Regions from separate parts of the Homo sapiens genome. Here region 2 is linked to region 1. A link is a contact called in ENCODE Hi-C or POLR2A ChIA-PET data. All regions are on one chromosome and are shown on one strand. Each heading gives the region's core, a stretch centred on a gene start or an enhancer-like site at or near the end of the contact. The rest is flanking DNA. Distances are from core to core; before and after follow the strand shown. Region 1 overlaps DPH5-DT (DPH5 divergent transcript). Region 2 overlaps LOC101928334 (a long non-coding RNA gene).

What was found. A loop is a pair of places that touch in the nucleus more often than their neighbours do. ChIA-PET counts read pairs that join two places held with the same protein, here RNA polymerase II (POLR2A). Pooled maps may share reads with other maps.
Region 2: a map of naive thymus-derived CD4-positive, alpha-beta T cell shows a loop between it and region 1 (5-fold over the local background). The contact joins two enhancer-like sites. A Hi-C loop is called at or near these places in 1 of 168 maps with a recorded cell type or tissue (naive thymus-derived CD4-positive, alpha-beta T cell) and 9 of 50 pooled maps. POLR2A ChIA-PET finds 5 or more read pairs at or near these places in 4 of 52 experiments (H1, activated CD4-positive, alpha-beta memory T cell, activated CD8-positive, alpha-beta T cell and 1 more).

Annotation. Positions count from the first base shown.
Region 1 is chr1:101,079,802-101,086,077 of GRCh38, reverse strand. DPH5-DT (DPH5 divergent transcript) reads right to left here. Exons shown (of 5, transcript NR_109849.1): 4 at 2,504-2,617. Among named protein-coding and RNA genes, the nearest start is that of DPH5-DT, 57 kb to the right of the region's middle. RefSeq lists a silencer at 4,334-4,413. Within about 2 kb of position 4,342, at least 2 of the 41 ENCODE cell types and tissues checked have a DNase peak (open chromatin) inside an H3K27ac peak, as active enhancers do.
Region 2 is chr1:101,175,484-101,181,895 of GRCh38, reverse strand. LOC101928334 (a long non-coding RNA gene) reads right to left here. Exons shown (of 4, transcript XR_426738.4): 4 at 5,341-6,368. Among named protein-coding and RNA genes, the nearest start is that of S1PR1-DT, 58 kb to the left of the region's middle. Within about 2 kb of position 2,600, at least 5 of the 41 ENCODE cell types and tissues checked have a DNase peak (open chromatin) inside an H3K27ac peak, as active enhancers do.

The DNA.
Region 1 (6,276 bases), core at 3,093-5,592:
AGGGTTTCCCCAGGTTGGCCAGGCTGGTCTCAAACTCTTGATCTCAGGTGATCTGCCCACTTCGGCCTCCCAAAGGGCCGGGATTACAGGCATGAGCCACCATGCCTGGCCATACTAACACTTCTTACATTTTAAAAGAGAGAGAGGACTCCAGAAAATTAGCCTCATTCATTAATTCCAAAAATTGTTGTTTTGTAGCATGTAGTTTGCTGCTTGGTTTTGGTGCCTTTCTTTATGCTGCTAAAGTGTCATGTACTCTGTGGCATTCAGCATTCAGTGTTTGTCAAGTGACATATAAGATGAATTCATAAATAAAAACCCCTGATCAAAGATTAAAGAAATAAAATAAGAATAGCAAAAAAGACTTCTTTCTTTGTAAACATTCACCCATATTATTAATAATAATATAATTGTTAATCCATAATAAGCACCCAGGGAAACTACAATTGGTATAAAGAATAAGATAATTATATAAACAACTATAAAATATGACAGAATATAGGAAGTGAGAAAGTGTTACAAGAATTAATGAGAAATGGGATGGAGGGCTCACTGACTAAAAAGTACTACTCTTCTAGCTGGCTAGGTCAACTCTATCACCATCCTTTTCCTCAAATTCATCAGGGCTTCCAAGCACTCTGTTTCTCCAATTTCTCCCTCTTTTTATTTATCCTCGCCCCTTACTTTAGTTCCAGTACATCTTCAAGCCTATGGGTCATCAATCTCTCTTTTGCTAATATCTCAATTTCCTGTGTCCCATTATTCATGTCACACAGCATCTGGCTTTCCACAGTGGCCTTCTCTCAGTTCTTCTCTCAGTTCCTTGTTCACTCCCACCTCAGGGCCTTTGTATATGTTGTTCCCTCTGCCTAGGACACTCTTTCATGTCCTTGCATTCCCTTAATCCGCTCCCACTTAACTTAGCTGGACTCTTCATTCTTCAGATCTCTGTGTAAACCTCACATCAGGGAAGACATTCTTGACCCCCAGCCTAAGGTGTAGCCTTCTAAACGCCATGCACAGACCCTTGGAAAATGCGTGAAACTTGAAATTAGTTATCAATGCCACTTTTGTGTTGTATTATAACCTCCATTAGAGTGGGTAATAATTCTGTCCTAGTTATTGCTAAATCCCCATCATTAGTTTATCACTTGATATACATTAGGCATTTGATAAATATCTGTTCCATAAATGAAACAATGAAAGGAGAGGGAGACCCCACACATTCAGCTGGGATGATCAAGGAAGGATTTATGGAGGAGGAGGAGGCCTGTGAGACAGGCTTTGGGCAATGTACACAGTAGTGATAAGCAGTGGGGATAATTGGTGCTGAGGCCTGGAGACAAGTGAGTCAGTGGATGCTCAGGGAAGAGTGGAAGGTTCATTTTGGCTATAAAGGATGGACCATTAAGGCGAGTAACGGAAAAGATTGGGCTGGAAAACAAGGTAAGCATAATATGGGGAAGGCAGGCCTGTTTTGGAAATCAATACTTAACTTTGTAGTTGATGCAGAGACAATAAAGGAATACAGTTCATAGGCTAAGCAAAAGAGGAAAGAGAATGTATATAGAAAACTTATTCTTGAACTCACAGTGATACTACAGACAAGAAAAAATGGCAAAAGCCTAAAATGGACTGCTGACTGCATGAAATAAACAGAAAAGAAGTGATAGAAAGAATTACATGTTTAAGATGGATTGTATAAAGAGTAAAATATTTAACTAAAATATCTGGGGGGAGGCAGGAAAAGAGATAAACCAGCATGCCTCTTGAGGTTCCTGTGAGAGTAACTAGAAAGAATGGAATAATCTAGATGTATATATGGTGAGAGGAAGGAAATAATCAGTTTATTTTGTAACACTATTGAGCTAGATTTTTAACGTTTTATCTAGAATATAGTAATATTGGGGTAAACACTGTAAATCAGTGGCTGAAGATCAATGCAGAATTTCTGCTCTAATGAGATATTATATTTACATTTCTGGTAATTTCCGTTACCAGAAGCATGTCTGTTCACATGCTTGTATACTATAAAAGTATGTTTAAAAAAAAAGACTGCTTCAAGCCATGAATAAACAGTGTGTGTTTTCCTGGAGAAATAATTGTATAAAAAATTTGAGGCAATAATCACCAACCCACTTAACCCCCTCCTCCAACTTAAAAGTATTTTTATATTAAAACAAACAGAAATGTATTATGGAAGAGAATACAAGATTCACATGGATTTTTAGATAACACTCTCAAATTCCAAGAGATTTTGTATTTGGCAAACTGCTTTAGGGTCTACCTTCCTTGCCTCAATCTCCTACCCTTCAGTTCAAGTTTATTTTGCTAAGTAAATTATCTAAATAGCCTGTCCACATCTATATTGCTAGCAAGTGGCAGAGCAAAACTTTTAAATCAGATCTCTCTAGAGCCTGTACTCTAAACCACTATAGTAGACACTATCCAATAATTTAATGGTCTTTTAATTTTAGTTAATATTATATTTAGCTTTACTTACCAAGTAAATGACAACATAAGGCCAAATGCAGGCAGCAGGTATTTTTCAATAATGAATTAGCAGGGGCTCCAAGAATACAACAAGAGAAAGTGATTTTTCACAGTGCTTGAGAGGCTGAAGATGGGATTATCGCAGAGAGAAAAAGGTTAGAGTGGTGTTTCCTTAGTCCACTACTCACAAATTAGATGGTTATGTTACATATTCTTTTAAGACACAAGCCATCCTCCAAACTTACAAAAAACAGAAAGTCTACATCATTTTCCTGTTCAAAACCTTGAAAGCACAGTTTAGAAAGTCCTTCACAATCTGGCTCTAAACTACCCTCCAGCAACTAATCCCCATAGAATCTCAGCTCCAAATACCTCAGACTATTAATTAATTAATTAGCTAATACAATTAAAAGTCTTCCTGAAAAGGCAACCTTAACATAAAGACTTCAGGATAAGAAAGAGTTGTACAGATTAAAGGAATGAAACAGGGTTGGGAGGAAGAGAATTCCATGCAAGAACATGCAGAAACAACATCTCATAGGTAGAAAGAGCGAGGCCACTGACAAAAGTTCATTCAGGGAAGATGGCAGAGATGAAGCTGAAAAGGCAGGCAGGCAGAAGCCAGAAAGAGGACTTTGCAAGGCCCATGCTCCAGTGGGCCTTCCTTTTAGGGAAATGGAAAATCAACAAAAGATTTTAAGAAAGGAGTGGCATGCTCAGATCAGATCTGTGATTAAGAAAGTTTACTCTAGATACCCCTTGGAAATCATATTAACACACATTGTGTACCGCCACTACTACTTCCAGATGTATGCCCTCCACTGACTTTTACAGGTAAATGTGGAAACTGATTACGGGGTTTACCTAAGAAAACTAGTTTTGCACTCTCAGATTTCAAAATACAGTAATGAAAAACACAAAGCCTTTCCTCTTAAAATCTTGGAGTGCATGTTAGGGTATTCTTTAAACTTTGGTAACCATAAGAAGCAAATTACTTTGGAGTACTCCATTTCAAAAATGTTGTATAATACATGAAATGTGATATTACAGCATTACTGATCCACTTTATGATGTTTTAAAAAATGTACTTATTTAAATACAGAAATATGATCAATGAATACAGCATTATATAATCACCAAGAGAACTTACTAGAGTTTTCATAATGGTCTCTTGGCTCTTCTTCTGCTGATATTGGCACCAAAGAAATTAGGTTATAACTATTGTTTCTTTTTGTGGCTGAAGAGACATTTCCAAGTACAGAATGAATGGAGTTCATTCAGAAGCCTTGCAAATGGGCTGTGGCCCCTTTTTTTATGTATAATAGGCCCAGCAAGGATATTTAGGACAAAACCAAGTTTTATTTTTAACCAGTTGGCAAGGTCTTCACATTTTAAAGGAGCTCCACACGCTAGATTTACTTAGGCTTATCTGTTCTTTCATCACAATTTCTATAGAAGAATATTAAGGATGCCAGAGAGTTGCCCACTTAGGGAAGGCAGATAGTTTTTTTAAAATAACAAGATAAATCATATGTTGCTTAAAACCTAAATTACAGAGGACATAGGAATTTCCAGTAGACTAAACTTGTCACAGTGACATGAAACAATAATATTTGAGGAAAAAAAAAAAAGAAAAAAAGAGCTTAGTGGAGAAGCAAGTCACTGGGAAAGGGAAAAAGCTTAAAAGTCACGCATATTTAAAGAAAACTAATGTTTTGTCATTGTTTCAGCCACATCTGAGTACATTAGAATTTAACGTACTTAAAAAAATTTTTAAAGGCAAAACATACAACAGTTGGGAGACAAAGTGGTTGTAACCCACTTCCTCCACACCCTCTTGATACTTAACATTGATACTTTGTGTGGTCTTTGGCTTATGCAGTATCCTGTCTCATTATGACTGGACTATTAAGAATCAAGTAACTGTCCCTGGGCGTGGTGGCGGGTGCCTGCAGTTCCAGCTACTCGGGAGGCTGGGGCTGGAGAATCCCTTGAGCTCAGGGGCTCGAATCTAGTCTGGACAACATAGTGAGACCCCCCGTCTCTAGAAAACAAACAAACAACAACCAAAAACACCCAAACACAAACACACAAAAGAATCCAGAATCAAATAATGGTCATCAACAATACAATATCCAACGGTAGTTCCTTTTTTTTTTTAAACGCACAGAACAACCTTTTGAAGGTGCCAAATTTAAAGATGGTAAAGTAACAGAGAAGTAAACTGTAACCTAATTGCTATGGCTTCAGAATAACCCAGTCAAAAGACTTTCAACATGAAAGGAAAGGAATTTAAATTAGTTGCCCTTGAGTTCAATATTTAAAGGTTCTGTATTTTTTTTCCTACTTTAGCAAGGGAACAAATATAGTCCTAGATTGGTCCAGGGGTGTATCTCCCCTTCTCAAAGTAATTTGCAGGTTGGACTACAAAGGAGATATAGTAACCCAATGAAAACAGTAGAAGCAAGACAGGTTCTTGGCATCTGCTTATGCTGCCGCCTGTATTTCTGCCCATGTTGGCTCAGGCCAAACAGTGCAGCATCCAGTGGACGGCTGAGGGACCTGTGTCCTCCACACTTCGCTCACCAGCAGGGAGTCATTATTACTCCTTCACATTGGGTACTTTTGAAGCACTTGATAGAAGCTCTTCTTAATGGAAATACTGAGGATTAAAGAACAATTCTGAGACTCAATCATTCTGAAGGGAAAAAAACACAATTGTCTAAGTCAGGGGAAACCATCTCTGACAGATGTTCTGCTAAAAGAGAAGACAGCTCCTCTTTTCTACATGATTCTCGAGGGCTAAAGGCTGCAGAGAGATACTGCTAATTAATTCCTCCATGTTTTCATGAAGGAAATATTTATCAAACATATCTAGAGCCATATTTTATAAGTAGTGTTTAGTTACTGTGTGTATATTCTAAGCATTTTATTATATAATAATATATACTGTGGAAGTAATAGTATTTACCTCACTGGGTTGTGGAGAGTATCTAACTCAGTGAGTTGTGAGATAATAAACATAAAGTGCTCATAAGCCATAATCCTGGTGCACTGCAATTGCTCAGTAGATGGTCATTCATGTTATTGGTGTTATGGAAGCTGCTAATGTAAAGCTTTATTTCTGGGTCCAGAAAGAAGTTGCCTTTACTGGAGATATCAAAGGCTAAATAGTAACACTGACGTTTAACAGGATCTGGAAAAAAAGAGAAATTTTTGACTCAAAGGGATTTATAAGGTTTCGAACCACCCTAAAACTTAAGATTTCTGGTATGCTGTGGAATTCCTGAAGTTTGTGAGAGACTTGCACTTTCAGGAATTTAGGCTTTGATGTTGAATTAGGAAATTTGAATCCTGGCTCCATTACTTATTCTTTGTATACTTTAGCTCTCTTATGTGTAAAATGAGGCTAATAATTCTACCTACACGTCAGAGTTTTTGAGAGAACAATATATGTAAATACTTAAAACAGTGCTTGGTACTTAGCTAGACATATCTCAAATCACTACCATCATGATCACCAAATGGCAGAATTGACAAATGGGATTTGTGTCTTGCTGCCTCAGATTATCTTTGATTTTCCATACTCTTTGATGTCTAAAATAATTTTGATTCCTATTATTCTATAGCTAAATATTCTAACATGAGGCAATTACTACCCTTTCTGTTTCTAAATTGGAAGGATATCTTACAACACAATATTGCAAGGAAAATAACCACACATTGGTAGGTTCAAAGAAAAGAAGAGGAGAAACCATTAGGAAATGAAGGCACCTTGTCCAT
Region 2 (6,412 bases), core at 1,351-3,850, 98 kb before region 1:
GGGGCATCAAGTCCTTCCTTAAAAGGGGATCTGAGCTTGGCATTTGTATATCACCTCAGCTTGGTATTTACCATGCATGAAACTCTCCAGTTCACTTAGGTCATTTTAACTCATCCTTCAGATCTCAATACAATCCTCATTTCTTCAGAGAGGGCTTCCCAAATTCCCAAACTCCGTTGGCACTTCCTTGTAACAATAACTCCATGAGGTATGGATCACTTCTGTAATATTCACTCTGTATCTTCAATGCCTACCACAGTGCGGACAGATATAGGTACTCTATTAATACTAACTGAATAAATGAACAAATCTGAGGATTAAGGAGCACTGCAAAGAGCAAAGACCCTTCCCAACACATCTAATTTGGCATATTCTAAGATTTTGTGGCAGTATGATGTTGAGGAAAGGACTTCAGGCCCCATCATCAGTCAGTGCCCAGTTAGTCAATCCCAGCTCAATCACATTTCAGCTGTGTGAGCATGGATACATTAATTAAACTCTCTAAGTTCTAATATTTAAAGTCAATAATGACAATGGCAATGTTAGTAGTAGTAAGAGTATCTTTCCTATAGGCTGTCCGGAGGGTTCAATGAAATAGTCTATATAAAGGATTTATCATAGAGCCTGGAATATAGTGAGGCATCAGTAAGTTACTAGATATAGATCCTATTAATATTTGACCTTTTGCTGGTATTTAAGTTCTTTAAATTTAAGGTAAATTTAAGTACTAAAATTTAAGGTATTTAAGTTCTTAAAATACCTTTAAAAAGAGAAGAATGTTAGAAAAAGACTTTTTTATATTTGCTCTTAAAAATGCATCAAAATAGTAATCTTAGAAAAAATTAGAAACTTGTTGGATTTCCCTACACTTACTTTACAGTTTAGAATTTATTTTTATTTTGCATTATATATGGGAGATGGAAGACAGTGTTATCTTCTCTTTACTTATGATCTTCTAAATTTTTTATTTATTTGTTTGTGTAGATATGTATGTATGTATGTGTGTATTTATTTATTTATTTTGAGACAGAGTCGTGCCCTGTCACCCAGGCTGGAGAGCAGTGGTGGGATCTCGGCTCACTGCAACCTCCACCTACAAGGCTTAAGTGATTCTTGCACCTCAGTCTCCTGAGTGGCAGGATTACAGGCACATACCACAAGGCCTGGCTAATTTTTTGTAGTTTTAGTAGAGACAGGGCATCACCATATTGGCCAGGCTGGTTTCGAACTCCTTGCCTCAAGAGATTCACCCACCTTGGCCTCCCAAAGTGTTGGGATTACAGGCGTGAGCCACCGCACCCAGCCTGATCTTCTAATGATTTCTTTATATACTTATTTATTTTATTTGTTATATATTTTTTTGAGACAGGGTCTCGCTCTGTCACTGAGGCTGGAGGGCAGTGATGTGATCATGGCTCACTGCAGTCTCGACCTTCTGGGTTCAAGCAATCCTCCTGCCCTAGCCTCCCAAGTAGCAGGACAACAGGTGTGAACCACTACGCCTGGCTAGTTTTTTAATTTTTTTGTAGAGGCAGGGTCTCACTTTGTTGCCCAGGCTAGTTTCAAACTCCTGGGCTCAAGTGATCCTCCCAAAGTGCTGGGATTACAGGTGTGAGCCACTGCACTTGGCTTTCTAATGTTTTAAATAAGGTCTGCTTCTGAACTCTCCACTCATACCACCTAGAAGTGTACAACTTGGCAATACTGATCTACGTGTAACTTACAAATAGTGGGGTGATGCTTTCGCCTATGTATGAAATGCCTTTTCCTACATTAGGAAATTTCTACTTCAGTATGAACTGGCTAATTGGCTCAAAAGTCACCTCCTGAACAAAACCTTCTCTTACTTCTTCCATGCTACTCCTGAATTCCCATTTTTACTATGACACCATTTACATGCCCAGGCTGTTGTTCTAACCCCGTTGCATTATATTTCCCCATTAGACTGTAAGCTTCTTGAGCAGTTTTTCACCTTTTGTATCTTGCACATTTGGCCACTCGATAAATGTTTGTTGAGTTGATTTGAATTAGAAGAAAATCACCAGATCTCTTCAGAAAGACACAAATAATGACTGGTTTAGGTAATCTAATGGTCTCAAAGAACACAGTACAAAATTGAATAAGTTGGAAGCCAAATATTTATTATTTGCTACTCTTTCATTTTTAATTGAAATATAACACTCACACAGAAAAGTGCCCCAAATTAGTGTATTACTCAATGAATCATCCCAAAATGCATAATTGATCATTAACAAAGTCAAGAAATAGAACATTGTCAGAAGCTCCTCCCATGTACATTTAAGCATCAATTTTTGTAGAGTATTTTCCTTTACACCAGAGACCTTATCTGAGCCTTTCAAAGTTATTCATTTCAAAGTATTCATTTCAAAGAAATGAATACTTGTCCACCCGGCTTTCATTATGGTCTATCGTGGTAGTTGATTGCCAGCCACTGTCACTGACGTGTATTTTCAAATCTTGTCATCTTTGTGAAGAAATATAGACATTTGGCACTCCACTTCTATGTCTTTATGACTCTTGTTTCCACGGGGCCCTACTTCTTCCTTTGTCTCCTTTTATTGTGTGTTCTTTAACCCCACACTCTTCCTCAATGAAACACTTTACCCACTTCCTGTCAACCATCTGACCTCGCTTCTCCTTATAACTCCTCCACTATTGAAAGCTTTTGAAAAACTCCAAAAGGAATTGAATTTTTGATGAGGACTTAAAATAAGATACAAATGTGATTTCTTCATTTGTTCAGACTGCAAAAGTTAAGGGAAATTAAAATATGAAGACGGGTCTATAACAGAGTAGAAAAGATGACAAATTTAGAGAAAATGATTTACTTTTCTGCGTGACAGGCAGAAGAATATAAAGAAACTGAAACCACTGGCAACCTCAAAAGGGTTAATTTTAAGAGTTGTACTCAGGAGACTTATGTCACAGTGATGGAAACAATGCTGCTACAGAAAGCTTCAAAGGTGCAAGTAACTGAAAATGCTATTTATTAGTCAGTTTAGAAGGAAGAAAATTAATAATCACAAGAACTGACTACTTCTCTGGAAATGTCTCATTTCTTTCTATGTCACTGTAAGTTAGCTTTCTCTTTTTTATTATTCTTAACGGTTCTTTCCATTTCTTGTCAGTGTCATGTCATTTGAAGAACTGATATTTGCTGAGATTTGTGAGTATAAGCCATTGCATGCAGGGAGTAAAAGTCTTCTCTTAAATCTTAATGAGGGCTGGGCACAGTGATTCATACATATAATACCAGCACTTTGGAGGCCAAGTGCTCCCAAAGCACTTGGCAGGAGGATCACTAGAGTCCAGGAGTTTGAGGCCGGCCTGGGCAACATAGGGAGAGCCTGTCTGTACCAAAATAATAAAAAACATTAGCTGGGTGTGGTGATGCACCTGTGGTCCTAGCTACTCAGGAGGCTGAGGAGCTACTCAGGAGGCTGAGACAGGTGATGCACCTGTGGTCCTAGCTACTCAGGGAGGATCACTTGACCCCAAGAGGTCAAGGCTGCAGTGAGCCTTGAAAAGATTAGGATCTTTCCATGGCACTCCAGCCTAGGGGAACAGAGTGAGGCCATCTAAAAAAAAAAAAATCCAAAAAAAAAAACCTTAGGCCAGGAGTGGTGGCTCACGCCTGTAATCCCAGCACTTTGGGAGGCCGAGGCAGGAGGATCACGAGGTCAGGAGATCGAGGCCATCCTGGCCAACGTGGTGAAACCCCATCTGTACTAAAACTACAAAAAATTAGCTGGGCATGGTGGCACATGCCTGTAGTCCCAGCCACTCGGGAGGCTGAAGCAGGAGAATCACTTGAACCCGAGAAGCGGAGGTTGCAGTGAGCTGAGATCGCACCACTGCATTCCAGCCTGGCGACAGAGGGAGACTCCGTCACAAACAAACAAACAAATCTTAATGAGATGCCTCTAATTATATTTTGAACTTAAAAAAATGTCCTGGTATATACGCTTCAGCTATTATATATAATGGCAATGCCCAACCTTTTTGGCACCAGGGACTGGTTTTGTAGAAGACAATTTTTCCACAGAGTGGGTTGGGGGAATGGTTTCAGGATGAAACCGTTCCACCTCAGATGATCAGGCATTAGATTCTCATAAGGAGAGCACAAACTAGATCTCTCGCATGCGCAGTTCACAATAGAGTTCCTGCTGCTATGAAAATCTAATGTCGCCCCTGATCTGACAGGAGGCAGAGCTCAGGCAATAATGCTGTCTCTCCCACCACTCACCTCCCACTGTGCTGCATGGTTCCTAACAGGCACTGACTGGTACCCATCTGTGGCCTGGGGGTTGGAGACCCCTGCTCGAGACTGTATTAATAAAAAGCCATTAAAAACCACATGACAAAAAGAGGAGATCTTTTCAGAAAGATTAAATTTTCCCATTTCTGTTTTAATATTTAGGGGAAAGATTTAAATCAGAAAGATCTTATGCACAAATAACCAGTAATGTTATTAAGACTAAGCTACATCATAAAAAAGTCCATAATACTATGCAGCCATAAAAAGCAACAAGATCATGTTGTTTGCAGGGACATGGATGGAGCTGGAAGCTGTTATTCTCAGCAAACTAATGCAGGAACAGAAAACCAAACATCGCATGTTCTCACTTATAAGTGGGAGCTGAAGGATGGGAACACATGGATATATGGTGCGGGGGAACAATACACGCAGGGGCCTGTGTTGGGGTAAAGGTTGGGGGAGAGCATCAGGGAAGAATAGCTAATGGGTGACAGACTTAATACCTAGGGGATGGGTTGATCTGTGCAGCCAACAAACATGACACACATTTACCTATGTAACAAACCTGCATATCCTGCATATGTACCCTGGGACATAAAATAAAAGTTGATGGAAAAAAAAATAAAAGAAATTCTATAATGTTTCTATGGTGTATGGTTAAGGAAGGCAAGTAAGACTCAAATTACAAGAATTAAATGGAAAGAATACAACATAAACACCCTTTTATCAAGTGAGCATCTACATATTATTTGTCTAGAACTATGGTATGAGCTTTAAGGCTGGACGTGGTGGCTCACGCCTGTAATCCCAGCACTTTGGGAGGCCAAGGCAGGCAGATCACCTGAGGTCAGGAGTTCAGGACCAGCCTGGCCAACATGGTGAAAACCCATCTCTACCAAAATACAAAAATTAGCCGGGTGTGGTGTCACATGCCTGTCGTCCCTGCTACTCAGGAGGCAGAGGCAGGAGAATCACTTGAACCCAGGAGGTGGAGGCTGCAGTAAGCCAAGAACGTGCCACTGCACTCCAGCCTGGGTGACAGAGCAAGACTCTCTCCCCCCCAAAAAAAAAAAAAAAAAAGAACTATGGTACTTTAGGAATACAAAAGAACCGTAATAAATGTTTCCTGTCCTGAGAAACAAACACTGATGTAAAAGATGTGTCTTCCCAAGTAACTATAGATAATAAAATCTTTAATTACATAGTACAGGCAATAAATGCAAGTCTGGAACACTATATATGTTAAATAGTCAGGTTATTTATTTTTGAAAATAATTTTGAAAATTGAACTGGGAATTCCTTTTCTCAAATGCTTACAGAATTATCCTCCCAGCAAGAGAACTTTTATAAAATAAAACTGCTATTACTATAAAATTCCATAGAAATTAAGCTAAAGAAACAACAAACAAAACTGAAATACAAAGTTCTACACTGAATTCTGATTAAAAAAAAAAAAACACAATAAATGAGCAAGCTCTGTTTCATGGTATGACTAAAATGGAATAGCATTAGGAAAACTGCCTCAGGAAGTCAGAACACAATATAAATCAGTAAGACTTTCCATACCTTTCTAGTTGCAGGAAATCTTAAAATATTACTCCATTCTGCCTGTGTGCAGCAAAGACAAGTTTCTAAAGCATTCAAAATATTTTATAAGGTATACGTTATGTGCTTTATTAAAGTAATAACTTGTGTGTTAACCTTATTTTTAAATGTCATTTTCAAAGAAAGAAGTCTTATCAAAATTGAATGAAAGAAGAAAACTACAAGAAAATGACCTAAAGGAAAGGGAATAAAAGAAAACAAGATCTTTTCTGGACGTTCAGTATTAAAAGTTTTCATGCTCATTGAAATGAAAATTACAAAATCAGAACTACATAGTAGATTTTGCAAGCATGCAGCCGGAAGTGTAAGGGCTGGTGGACTTTAGGGGCCTATGACTAGGAGACAGACTGGAAAACCAGAGACAGTACTGTGAACATAAGCTACCTTTGCCAAATAAATTCTGGAACTTACTTCTTGAACTGAGAAGTTCAGAGATGTTTTGGGACAGGACGCCAGACAGTTTGGAATGACTTACTTGATCTTACTGAAAAAAAAATACAATGTCTTTGATTACTCTTCTCAGAGTTA